Linked DNA regions of Homo sapiens: regions 1 and 2 are each linked to region 3. Evidence: chromatin contacts called from ENCODE Hi-C or POLR2A ChIA-PET data. All regions are on one chromosome and are shown on one strand. The core of a region is the stretch at or near the end of the contact, and the rest is flanking DNA. Distances in the headings are between cores, read along the strand shown.

The links. A loop is a pair of places that touch in the nucleus more often than their neighbours do. ChIA-PET counts read pairs that join two places held with the same protein, here RNA polymerase II (POLR2A). Pooled maps may share reads with other maps.
Region 1: a pooled map shows a loop between it and region 3 (2.0-fold over the local background). The contact joins two enhancer-like sites. A Hi-C loop is called at or near these places in 2 of 50 pooled maps. POLR2A ChIA-PET finds 5 or more read pairs at or near these places in 3 of 52 experiments (GM12878, HEK293 and activated T-cell).
Region 2: a loop to region 3 is called in a pooled map, with 2.0 times the contacts of the local background. The contact joins two enhancer-like sites. A Hi-C loop is called at or near these places in 2 of 37 single-sample maps with no recorded cell type and 3 of 50 pooled maps. POLR2A ChIA-PET finds 5 or more read pairs at or near these places in 1 of 52 experiments (OCI-LY7).

Annotation. Positions count from the first base shown.
Region 1 is chr11:100,786,540-100,791,231 of GRCh38, reverse strand. All of the region lies in intron 2 of ARHGAP42 (Rho GTPase activating protein 42), which reads right to left. Among named protein-coding and RNA genes, the nearest start is that of ARHGAP42-AS1, 100 kb to the right of the region's middle. Within about 2 kb of position 1,576, at least 5 of the 41 ENCODE cell types and tissues checked have a DNase peak (open chromatin) inside an H3K27ac peak, as active enhancers do.
Region 2 is chr11:100,827,835-100,832,413 of GRCh38, reverse strand. The region is part of intron 3 of ARHGAP42 (Rho GTPase activating protein 42); the gene reads right to left. Among named protein-coding and RNA genes, the nearest start is that of SNORD13I, 100 kb to the left of the region's middle. RefSeq lists enhancers at 2,647-3,370, 3,371-4,096, 4,097-4,579. Within about 2 kb of position 1,978, at least 5 of the 41 ENCODE cell types and tissues checked have a DNase peak (open chromatin) inside an H3K27ac peak, as active enhancers do.
Region 3 is chr11:100,630,799-100,635,263 of GRCh38, reverse strand. No RefSeq gene overlaps it. Among named protein-coding and RNA genes, the nearest start is that of ARHGAP42, 54 kb to the left of the region's middle. Within about 2 kb of position 2,048, at least 17 of the 41 ENCODE cell types and tissues checked have a DNase peak (open chromatin) inside an H3K27ac peak, as active enhancers do.

The DNA.
Region 1 (4,692 bases), core at 327-2,826, 160 kb before region 3:
GCAGATCCAAACTGCCTAGTGTGCCCCAGCAGCTCCCTAGACATGAGAGGCCAGGGTTAGAACTTCTGGTACACAGGACCCAAAAATGCCCTAAGAGACCATGAAAACTGTGGAGTCTATTCTACACCAGACTTTGGACAAAAAGCATACACAAAATAACTACCCCCAGCACCCATCACTGTGCTTTATACAGAATAGTTATTGAGTTTGTGTGAATGTTTGAGCCACTTATTCTCAGACTTTCCTTAAGCAAAATCTGGAAGTTACATGCACATTTCTAATACTCAATTATCAGCAATAATTTGTAATACCTCGTATTTTATTTATCAATATTATTATTTACATGAATAACAACTACTTTATTATCTGGTTTTGGGGATCCAGACTAACATGTAACACAACAGCTGGTCCTAAAATTACAGATTTTAACCATAACAATATTTTTTATGACAAGAACTTGGTTTAGTCAGAGATATATTCCAAAACCAATACTTAATACACAGTAGACTGAAAATAGATGACCATTGAATGCATTTGGGAGTTTAACAATACATTTCCACAATCTATTTGCTCTACAAGGAGAAACATACCAACTCTTATTCTAGGATTCATGAAATATTATGAAAAGATAGGCCGGACACTTTGGGAAATTATGTTAGCTATCTAAATTCCTGCCACCTGCATGAAACTTTCCTGACTATATTCAGTAGTAATCTCTCTCCCTTCCTGTCCAACTGGAGCATGAGATTACTAAAGAACAATCAAAATATAGTTTCATATATAAATTTTAACTTTCTAACAAATTATTGAGTTTAAGAACATTACCATTGGTTTCCTTTTATCTCTACAACATAATATTGGAAAAACACTTTCAGAACAAAAAAAAAAACTATTACTGAAGTCTATTTATGACAGGTGCTGAGAGTATAAACGTTCACAAACATAATAGTTGAATCATACCTAGACAGTGAGGAAGTATGATGACAGCTTCTATATTTGCCAATATCATAAATTCTGAAACATTCCTAAACTGTCTAAAATACCTATTTTGTAGATTAATCTTTTTAGCACGCTTAAATTCACACTACTATTTTTGCCTGGAAGACCTGTTTAATGTCTAAAAGTAGAATGAGAGAAAATGTTAAAAATTGCTGTGTTCATTGTTGACATAACTCCACTATCTTAAATACTAGGTAATATACCATCAAATGTTTCAACAATTGATCAGTTTGGGCTTTACATATTTTAAAACTACGATGAGAATTGGGAAAGCATGTCTCTCTTGCATCCAATTAACATTTATATCATAATCAGACAATGCTGTGTTAAAAATTTCTTCCAGAAGTCTTTCCTTAAACTTAAATAACGTAAAACACACACCCCAAAAAAAGTACAGATCATAAATTCAGTGACATATACAATAATGTCAACAGCATGCTATATCACTTTATTAGACTGCCCAAATCCCTTATGACCTTCTGTAAGGGAGATGGCTGCACTTTAGTCAGGAATAGGCCAAGGCGGCCTTCCAGTGCAGCATGACTCAGCAGATTTGGAGCACAGGCACACAACTCTGTACGTTATGTAACCATGCAAGACGCATTAGGTGATCACTCACGTGAGCACATGCTTGGTTTGGAGCCACTACTGTCTGTAAAAGGTATAATTACCCTGCTAATGCTCACGCCAAGACTCATGCCCATGGCTTGACTGCACCCATGGCTTGCTTGCACCCACAGCTCACTCATGCCCAGAGAGAGAGTAAAGCCATATCAAAACTGTCTACGATCTTGCAAGCATTTTTTCCAGCTACCTGCCACTCATCCACCCACTCCCCTCGGTCCTCAGCTTAGGCTGGAACCTGACACTTGGCATAACACCCTCAGATATGCTACAATGGAGAACTGCGTCAGCAGTAAGAATTTAGATGTTGTTATATCTCTAGGAAAACTTAAAAATCTATAGAAGTCTATAAAAGCCAGATTGAACCAATGCAATTACATTTTATAAGTCCAGATGATGCCCCAACAATAACCTTACTTTTCCATTTGGATGACAGTGTAGGCTCTGTAAAGCCCTTTCTTAGTATCCTTCTTAACTGACATTTCATACAGAGTAGGAAACAAGTAGTAAAACATTACCACTTAAATCGGATATAAGCCAGAGCAGATGACTTGGTCATATGCTTCTAGACCTGGCCACACCAAGAAAAATAAGAGCAGGATAAACATACATAGCCAAGTGATACCCAGCATTATACTACAAAAGCATGCAATAATCTAAGGACCATCACATCAGTAGTTTATGCTTGGAACTTCCACTGAGAGAGTCTTAATTTTTTGAACACTTAAAAAATCAAAGGTAGCATACTGACTGCTGTATCCAATGGTAAATTTTAAGAACAATTTAATCCATAACCAAAATAAGAAGCACAATCAGTTTGTGGTATACCTAAACAATAAATACCATGTCAGCAAAACAGGGTGAGTTTTATTAAAAGTGACACCAACTCTCCCACCAGATACTTGGTGTCTTTGGTAGCAATTAATACCCTCACTGATAGGCCATCCACTCTGCAATATTGGTTTTATCTGCAACCACAAATTCTAGTTATTATTTTCTAGGAGCCACAACATCAAATAAGATTTTTCCACTCCATTTCTGGCTTCAAGCTCCACGGATGCTCACTTGCAAAGTCAATAAATTGCTTCCTATTAAATAAATCAACAGAAAAAAAAGTCACAGCCCTACTGACGAATACTGGCATGTCACTGTAAATACGACCTAGTACTTGGAGGCATACATCCTTCTGATACTTCACAGCCCCTTGTAATCTAAAGGCTCACATGAAAAACACATGGAAATTTAGTTATCATTGAGGTATCTAAGTCTGGTTCTCCACAATGTCCTCCTTGTGGTCAGATTTTGCTTTTTAATTGCCAAACACAAATCAAAAACAGAGTCATCTTGAGAACACGCTCTGAAATCTTGCATTTAAATTATTTAATTATATCCTATCGCCAAGGAATCCCAATGAAGCCATGCAATCAGATGAGTTAAGTTTAGGCAAATATGAGACATACCAAGTTGGAGGAGCTTACTAGACATTATTTGAGTAATTACAAAGTTGTTTAATATCATAGCATAGTTCCTAATTAAGTATTAGGAAATAAGAAATGCACAGTCCACAAAAGAAAATGATAATAAAACTAGACTTTTATCAAGTTGAGAAGATACTCTGCATAGGGTTAGGGGCATCTCTGCCTCAGCACTTATCTATCTTGTCTATATTACAAGCACCTATGATGAATTTGGTCCTTCCAGCAATCAAACACCAATCCAGACTCTTCACAAGGCACATGTAAAGAATTCCTACTTTGGAATCCATTGGCTTACCATTGAGGGATTTCTTTATGCTTTCCCTTGTTCCTGTTTATCCTTTAACCATACTACCCAGACTCTTGGCAGGGGTTATGACCCATAGTCTAGCCTCCTTTTAAATTCTCACTCAGCCCCTGTTCCCAGTGCCTCCCTCCACGCCTGGGTTCTTGATATTGCACAGGTACCCAGGCACCAATCTGTGCTATACTTTAATCTTGTCTATCAATGTGGATCCCAACATTGCCTGCCAAACCACATTTGGGCTGAGATTCAGAACTTGTGACCAAGTCTTTAATCTTTCGCTCTCTTCTGGTCTCACTGAATACTCTCATTTCTCTTATCCTCACCAGCATAACAACTTATGTTAGTCTGTTTTCACACTGCTATAAAGAACTACATGAGACTGGGTAATTTATAAACAAAAGAGGTTTAACTGATTCACACTCCTACATGGCTGGGGAGGACTCAGGAAACTTACAATCGTGGCGAAAGATAAATGGGAAGTAGGCATGTCTTACATGGTGGCAGGAGATAGAGTGCACATAGGGGAAACTGCCACTTTTTTTTTTTTTTGAGACGGAGTCTCACTCTGTTCCCCAGGCTGGAGTACAGTGGTGCGATCTCGGCTCACTGCAAGCTCTGCCTCCCAGGTTCATGCCATTCTCTTGCCTCAGCCTCCTGAGTAGCTGGGACTACAGGCGCCCACCACCATGCCCGCCTAATTTTTTTGTATTTTTAGTAGAGACAGGGTTTCACGGTGTTAGTCAGGATGGTCTCGATCTCCTGACCTCGTGATCCACCCGCCTCGGCCTCCCAAAATGCTGGGATTACGGGTGTGAGCCACCACACCCAGCGAAACTGCCACTTTTAAACCAACAGACTTCATGAGAACTCCCTCACCAACACAAGAACAGCATGAGGAAAACTGCCCCCATGATCCAATCACCTTTCTTGACACAGGGGAATTATAATTCCAGATGAGATTTGGGTGAGGACACAGAGCCAAACCATATCACAGCTAGACTCAAAACAAAGAAACCTTCTGTAAGCCAGGGACTTGCCCCATAAGAGAAAGTGGCTGCTACTACTGCTCCAGATTGTTAGCATTAACTATGAAAATTAGTCATAATTATGATGACTCCAGGGTGAAAGTCACAGTAGATTACGGAAATAATTCTAAACTATATATCTAATAGTTTTTCCTTAGGATACTCTCCCAGAACTAGCTTAAAACAACTTAGTAATACCTACTCTGCAGCTGCCAAACTATAAGGTAGTTTGAGAGTTCAGGTATATATACTCATATATGTA
Region 2 (4,579 bases), core at 729-3,228, 200 kb before region 3:
AAACAAGGGTAAGAGAAGCTTCAGGTCTGGCTAATCCAGAAACTTAGAGAGATCATCAGAGATCCAGATTCTTTGCATGTCTCTGCTCTGCTGCCTAGAATATCAGCTACATCCCGTGGCTTGCTGTAGGACAGCAGTCAGGAAACTATGCCCATCCTCGTTCAGTTCTGCAGAGTAAAGAAAAAGCCTATCCCCACACAATAAGCCTGAATCCTTGTCATCTGCCCAATATGTCAGCTAAAGTCATGTGCCTAACTGGGATGCCATTGCTCAACAGCCTGGCGTGGGCTCACAAAGCCATCTCTGGCAAGAGAGGCCAGATTATCTGATAGACATAGAGCCACTGAGCCAATCATCCAGCACACACGTGCTGCACAAGGGGAAACAGACCCAGTGGATTCAAGAGACCAACCTGCCAGTCCACAAAAATTCGTTATTTACTAAAGTCCTATTTGATCAATTAGAAAAAAATGAATTCCTCCATTTCCAAGTGGATTTTGTTCTGAAGTTCCTGTCCCTCACCTTGCCCCGTTAGCTTTTATCTTGAAGTATGAATAGGGCATAGGAGGCATAGAATGCATTTTCCCAGTGAAGAAATATATTTGCCATGTGCCCAAATTAACTCTTGGTATATTTAAACCATTTATAGTGGAAGTATTTAAGCTGGGAATGCACTTTTCCCTCCTTTCCCAGTAAACCAGAAAAAGTAGAAACCTATCTACAGACCACCATGCCCTGGCAGAGGCAAGGAATTCCCCACAAGCAACCCCCAGCAAGAGCAGCAAAAATACTAAGAATAAAATCTTCTACAGTAGCAGTAGCTTGGATGGCAGGAATGTGAGCTTCCCTATACAAAGGCCATCTGTGCTTACAGAACACTGGTGAGTCACTAACATAAACGTGTTTCATCGGATATTTTCTTGACTCCTCTCAAAAAAGAACACCCTATTAACTAATTTTTTTAGTACAATGTTATAATATCCTAACGATGTGGATGACTCCTTTTAAGTCAGTTCCGTGTTTTTCTTAGTAAAATTTTACTTTTATTCATTCTCTTGAACAGTTTTGTTCCCTTCAGGAACTCAGAAATACCCAGTATAATGAAAACCTTGTTTAATAACCTAATGATGATGTTTATGAGGATACTGATGACAGTAAACTGAGCTACCCTTTACAAGGTCCACTCCTCTGTATAATCATCACAACAGCTGGCTGGAGTAGGTGTTACTGGCCCCCGTTCACACACATGGAAATTCAGGCTCCAGGCACTTTGGTAATATGCCCAAGCTCACGTGATTAGAACATAGTGGAAACAGGATTCCAGCACAGCAGATATGAATCCAAAAATCCAAGCACAGAAAATTTCAACTAATATAACTTGCAAATACTTGATTAAATTGAGTCAAATTATCTTACTTTTTTTTCAACTTTGACCCCTTCCCATCTTTCCCTCACCCCGTACATTACTCACGGTATTTTAAGAAGGGAAGAAAAATTATATCCCAAGAAAAATGTTGCCCTCTGCCTTCTTCTCTCTGGCTCTGAAATAGTAACCGTGGTGCCCACCAAGGTTTCTCAAAGCAGGCTATTGACCTTGCCCGAGCTGACAAATTGTTCACCTGTACTCCATCTCCCAACAATGCCAGATGACGGCTCACTCTATGATATTATTATTATAGTTGGCACTAAACCAAATAGATAATTGATTCATTCTCTGTTCACCAAAAGCTGAAATCCTACCCCAGCAACAATCTGACAAGAATATTGGCATCACAGATGAGTTGAGACGTTATTTTCTAGATCAGGGCTTCTCAGACTTTAATGCACACAAGAAACACCTGAGGATCTTGTGACACTGCAGCTTCTTGTTCAGTAGGTCCGCAGCAAGCCTGACATCATGCATATCTAACAAGCACTCAGGCGAGGCTGACGCTGCGGCTCCACAGTCTACACTCAGAAGCAATCATTCTGTTCTCAGCAGAACTCACTAAGAACAAGAAGGAAAGCGCGTGCTCTCCATATTACAGCAGCCACCAAACCACTCAAATTACAGTCACAGGTTGCCAATATGAATCTTAAGTAGCATGGTATCCTTTTCCAAACTGCTACTATGAAATTGGTATTTTTACTTACTGAGGCAATTTGTTGCTGCCTCACAGATAGTGTCTTCCAAAGAGCATTCAGTATAAGTCTCGTCAAGCTTGGGAAATATATTCCTCCTGGTGAGACACACGCATGTGTAATATTGAAAATTGAGATATATTCTAGTATAAAAATAAAAGTTACTAAACCAAGGAGTTTTCAAAGTAATCTGACCATGGAAGAAGATTTTAACTTCTGAGCCCTTACTAACATCCTATTAATATTGCTTTTATTGTTATTCTACTGTCCTACAGAACACATATTTGAAAGATACAAACACACCTTTGGAGAATCCAAAGTATGTAGCTTTGATCAGAATTTTGTCCTTGCTAATGCTGCAAAAGTATGAACTCTAGGACTTAGTCTTATCATCACAAAGTAATTGTAAACATCTTAAATGAATGGATGAATTTTGTTAAAAATAAACTTCAGAGTAAAGAACTAGCCGATTTTGCTCATGTGATTTATAATCAAGGAATACCTGGGTAATTAGAAGATTTTAGAAACAATTTATAATAATCACCAATCAGACAACAAGGGGGAAAATAACATACAACCGTAAACAGATAAAGGAATCATTAACCATTGGAAAATGCCAAAATTGAAGTTTATTATATGCATGCACAATATGAAAAAGGGTAATTTCTATCACTGAACAATATGGCAGTCACTGGCCACCCTAGGGGGCAGAGGAGGAGTCACTGAGGAGGAGCTGTCTGTATCATAGTAAAGTGGGTAATGCCTTTGAAGCTAAGAAGATTCTTTGCATGCCCTGGTCAGCACTACTAGAGCTGCCAGTGTGTCCAGTTAAAATACATCTCCAACCCAGTTTGTAACTATGACTGGTCCTGTGATAGCAGAATTAACCTGGTGAGGTTCTTGAAAGTCTTGAAAGTCTTTTTTTTTTTTTTGAAGACAGGGTCTTGCTCTCTCACCCAGGCTGGAGTGCAGTGGCATGATCCTAGCTCGCTGCAGCCTCAAACACCTGTGCTCAAGTGATCCTCCCGCCTTGGCCTCCCAAAGTGCTGTGATTACAGGCGGAAGCCACCATGCTTTTTTTCCCCAAGCCACCATTCTTCCTGCCTGAAACATGAACCTGATGCCAGAAAGTGCCAACTGCCACAAAGCTATGCTTGTGGTGTGACAAGCATGAGGATAAGGGCCACAGACTAAGGATGGCAGGAAAGGAGAGCAAAGGAGCCTGCACTCCTGGAGGCATCACCTTGGCTGCCTATTTCCAGATTCCTCTTTGCATAAGGCCCATAAACTCATTAATGATTTAAGCCACTATTGTGTTTTGTATTACTTGCAGCCAAACGTGCAAAATTACTTTGCTTGCTGTAATATTCACTAGTTGTGCATCCTGGGCATGTGGCAACTGTTGGGCCTCACTTTACACATCTACAAAATGGTAAGGTAGGCCGAGCATGGTGGCTTCCGCCTGTAATCACAGCACTTTGGGAGGCCAAGGCGGGAGGATCACTTGAGCACAGGTGTTTGAGGCTGCAGCGAGCTAGGATCATGCCACTGCACTCCAGCCTGGGTGAGAGAGCAAGACCCTGTCTCCAAAAAAAAAAAAAAGACAAACAGAAAAGCAGTATCTTTCAACAATTAATAGTAGGTAGGCCCTTTCCCCCTTAAAGTCATGTATGTTGAATCTGAGAGTTCTGCAGGTCTGTCTAGGCAGCTCTGATACCCTGATGCATGCCTATTTATAATGGTTCCTCATACCTTGCTCAGGTTGAAACCACCACCAGGGGTCCACACATATTTGAGCATATCTGGTGAACTGCATTACTATTTCACAGAAGCCTAGTCAGAGACAATGAGGTAGTTTCCTTGAACAAACAAGCTCAGTCATCAGAGAACAGGGGTGAGCACAGCATGTATAGCAGCAATTTGTCAAATCTGTCCCTGGATCAGCTCTGAGGGCTTGAAATAAAGAAAGCTCTAAGCAAAACCACAAGAGTTCTTCCCCTGAACTTTGCAAAACACTAAGGATTTTTTTTTTTAAACTGGGGAAAATCCTTCTAAAGGGTGTAACACAAAAGGAAGAAAAGTATTACCCTCATGCTTTGCCACTGACTACAAATCAGCACTTAGCGGCAAGTGAGACCACTTGGAGGACTGATAGTGTCAAACAAAGCAAGGCATTCTCAACAGCAGGACCCCTGGAATGTTAAGAGCCATGACTTTTACTTCCCATTTTTCACCTGCTCAGTGATAGGCAGCAGTCCTTCACCTGCTCTCAGGGATGAGACTGTGGGCAGACCCTGTGGCTTTTCTGAACACTTAGGAAATAAAAAGCCTCTAAATCTCTTACCCCCACTCCCATGTGGTGAAGGAGAGAACCTATGTTTTGTAAAGGGTAGATTCTAGTTGACTTTTTCTCTTCCACACATCTCCTTTTCTATTACTAACCACTTCCAAGATCACT
Region 3 (4,465 bases), core at 799-3,298:
CTTTTCTCTCCAGCCTCCTCAGTTGGTGAGCTCTGTTCCTTGACATTGTGTTTCAGCTGCAAAGAACACCTCCAGACCCTCTGCTTGGAAAGTGCCCTTCTAGACCTTCCTCATGCCTGGCTGATGACACTGAGCAGTCAGCACTCTGCTTGGGTGTTCCTTCTCTGACACCTTTCCTGACACATGCAAGTGAAATCAGGGTGATACTGAAAATAGTAAATACAACAACTAGTACAGCATAGGCATTAGCCGATCAGAACACACACGAGGATGAAGCAACCTGATGTTCAATGTAACACGTTAGTTCTGAGTAGATTTGACCATCCTTGAGTGATGTGGCCACTGGTGCCAGCACACAATTTCTTGCACTTGCCTGTACCCAAGACCATCTTTCTCTGAGAGTGTAAGCCTCATGAGAGCATGGACCATATTTATTCATCTCTTTATCTCTAAAATGTAGACATAATATAGGCATACCGTTTCTTAACACTTATTAATATTAAATGTAAGAAATCTCAGAAAGAGCTGTTAGCAGGCTTGGCAGAAATAAAAATAGAGGAGGATATTTAAACATTTTACCAGCTAAGGAAACTGAGTATGACAGAGGTTAAGTAATTTGCCTATATTCCCACAGCTAGTATGTAGATTCAGAACCCAGAGTGCTTATCTCACTTTTGGGTCTTGGAGTCTCCATCCACTCTTGCATTGGGTGGAGTTAAGGGAGTGTGGCTGGGAGGAGTATGGGTTGCCACTGTCTCCTGTCCCCAACACACCGTGGCATTTTGACTAAATAATCTGGATCCTTCACTTACAGGTTCAGCCCACTCATTTCATCCTTTGTTCATTGTTCTTTCATTCCTTTGTCCATTGTTCTTTCATTCCTTCATCCCTCCTATCTTTTCTTTTTTCAATTCTTAACTGTTGTTTGAAACAAATTTACATAAAATAATGCTTGGAGATATGTTAAAGAAAAAAGTGAATGTAGGAATTCAAACAAATACTTAGGCACCAGTGTTCATAGCATTATTCACAGTAGCTAAAAGCTGGAAATAACCCAAATGTGTATCAACAGATGAATAAACAAAATGTATACATTCAATGGAATGTTATTCAGCCATAAAAGGCATGAAATTCTGATGTATACTACAATATGGATGATCCCCGAAAACATTATGCTAAGAGAAAGAAACCAAACACAAAGGGACAAATACTGTATAATTCCACTTACATGAGGTGCCTAGAATAGGCAAATTCACAGAGACAGAAGTAAATAGACGTTACCAAGAACTGGGGAAAGGCAGGTGTGGAGAGTTATTTAATGGGTGCAGTATAGAGCTTCTGTTTAGTTTGATGAAAAAGTTCTGGAAACAGATAGTGGTGATGATTGCATAGGAATATGAATGTATTTCACACCACTGAATCGTACTTAAAATGGTAAATTCTATGTTGTGTATATTTGGCCACAATTAAAATATAGTACTATAAGGCATATAATAAAACTAGCAGCCTCCCTGCAAACATCTTCTAGTTTCACTCTCTAGAGGTAACTAATTTTTGTTCTGTTTCCTTCTGGTATTCATCTTTGTATTTCTAAGTATTTTTATTTCGAATTCTTGATCACTCTTTGACAATATCTAATTATTTTCTGTTACTAAAAACAAGCACTTGGCTCCTCCTCTCCCCATTTCTGAGCCCCGTCCTCTCAATATTGTTTCTCTGTGTTTCTTTTTTCCGGTGTGATTTGGCCATTCTTCTTATGTTGGAACTTAAATTCTGCTGTTCAAGGACCAGTGTCACATGTTCTTGAGGTGACAGTCAGCCCCAGGTGCCCACTAAGTGGATGTGGCCCAGGCTACTTTGTTTTCTACTGGGTACATTTGTCCCTGGTTGGAATGCAACACTGCCCTAAATATCAACACACTTATCCGGGGCCCTGGCAGAATGCCAAGCTCAGAGAAATTCTCCGTCTTTCATAGCTAGACTCTAATGTGTGTATTTCCAACTGCTGGTTCTGGCTGGAGTCCTGCTTCCAACAGACTGATCTCTGAAACTCTCATGCTGCAGCCATGTGACTTCAATTGGTCTCACTACCTCGCCTGCTGCTGCAGTCTCCTCCCTGGAATGAGTCCTCACGGATATGGACAGTAGATAGAATCAAGGACAAGTTCACCATGTCTCTTTGTACTCTGTAATTAGGTTTATTGCTTTTCCAGCCTTCACTTCCCTAGTGCTTTCTGCCTTTCCTTTGGACTATGACACTGAAGTTCCAAAATAGCTCATCGCCAAGCCTTCCAATGTTTATGACAGAGAAACCTTTGGAACCAAGCCAAAATAAAGCAAAACAAAACAAAACAAAACTCCATCTTTTTCCAGAGATCCAAAGGGCAAAACTGAGAACTTGGATGAGGCTTGGGAGAGAAAATCATACATTCTCAAGAAAACACCGTGCCCTGAAGGTTAGGCTCTTGGAGGAAGTAGTTGACCAGAGCAGGACAAAATTATGTGCTAGCTAGAAGAAAAAGTGGGCAAAAATTCTGGATTTGAATCCTTGTCCTAAACTCTTTGGACTTCAGTTTTTTCCTCTGTAAAATAGTGATAATAATAACGTCCACTATACTTTTCTCACAGGGTTACTATAAAGAGCAAATGAAATAATATATGTGAAAGTATAGTAGCAGATGTGAATCTCAGTCCCAAATGTCAGGGGGCAAAGAAATACAACTTCATTTATTCATTGCAAGCTCCATTCTCTCCAATAGCAAAAACTTAATCTTAGTCACTTTAGAGTTCTTCTTCCTCCATTCCTTTGGTTGTACCTGAGTTCTTTGGAACTTATGTAATGAAATGCTTTCGGTATCTGGCTTGTTTGGTTCACTTCACAAATATCTGAAGACCTATTATGTGCAAGGCACTTAAACAAAAGATTTGCTCTTTTTCACAAGGAAGTATAGAATCCAGAGCTTTGCTCCTCTTTTTTGACTATACCTTAAATCCTTTAAGGCTCATCAAGACATCCAATTTCCTCTTGTAGAAAATTTCCCATGTTTTATCTTGCAGGCTATGCACTTCATAAGTATTTACTTCATACATAAAATGGGATGTGAATGGGGATTCAGACTTGTTCACTTCCTACTTTTATCGCTCATATGTGGTCAATCTGTTTGAGACCCATTTTATTTTTTAATGATCATTATGCCCCTTATGCATCTCAACAGAGGTGCAATCTTTTGGTATATATGGGAGAATTTCACAAATATATTTGTGATTTGTTAAGGCTGCCGTTATAAAGAAAGGAATATACATTAACAAATAAAGTTATACAGAAGCACGATTTCCAGGCAGTGCTCAAATTTTAGCAGTTTCCTATGGCTAGCAAGGGGCTTGTGTTCTGGGGTGACATTAAATATTCAATAAATGTACATTGAATGCAAGAATGAATAAAAGAAAAAGATAAAAAAGGAGGTGAGGTGAAATTCATATCAGCTAACTTGGCTATTTGCTAGTTTGATGGCAAGTGCCACTTTTAAATGATCCATCTTATGCCTGCCATCTTCCTACTCACCCCTCATGAAAAGTTGGCTCTCTTCAGAGTATCTGCTGAGTTCATTGTCTGAGACATAGTACTATTTTCTCCCTCTTCTGATCTGTTTTCCAGCCTGGACCACCTGCCTAGAACACCTTCCTGTCTTCTGCTCCACAGACAGCCTGCCCCATTCCTCAGCGAGCTCTTGGAATTGCACTGCACTAGAGGGGTGAAAACGCCTGCAGTGGCATTTCAGAAAGGGGAGGGTCCTGGAGTCCTAGGGGACAGCAAGGAGACCTTAATTTCATGCCTAAGATGAGTAGAGAGAGGAGCACTGGGGATTTGAGGGGAAGAGAGAGTGTGGCGGGCAAGTTACTGAATGTCCTTAAGCAGATCAAGAGGCTTTATCATTTAATCCACAGGTGACTGGGAATTTCCTGTAAGTTCCTCATGGAAACAGTCTAGTTGTGTGGGTTATTGTCTGCTTTATCTCTCACATGAGAAACAGAAGCCTGGCTACAGCTGCTCTCTCTTTTTCTCTTGTTGTTTATTATCCCACTGACCTTCTCATTTGTACATGTCACTGTCTGGATCAAAACATCTGTAGTAGCCCTCCATTCCCTAAATGCTATGTGTGTTGCGCATTCATGGCTCTGCTGAACCTGGACATTCCTAACCAGTGTGTCTTTAACTACCTACAGAACATGTGGGTGCTGCCAACTGACACAGTGAACCTTTGGCCTACCAGGCAGAACCTTGCCTCTGCGCCCTGATTCCTGCTATTTAAACTACTGAACACTTTCTCTTCTCAGTTTTCCACTTGCTAAGTTTTCCCTTCCCTTAAAAATTTCTCTCAAATTTGCCTATTCCCCAAATCTTGGTGATTTGTTTTCTGGGCTGGGTCATCTGCTTGGAACACCTTCAAACCAAATATCCCTGCAC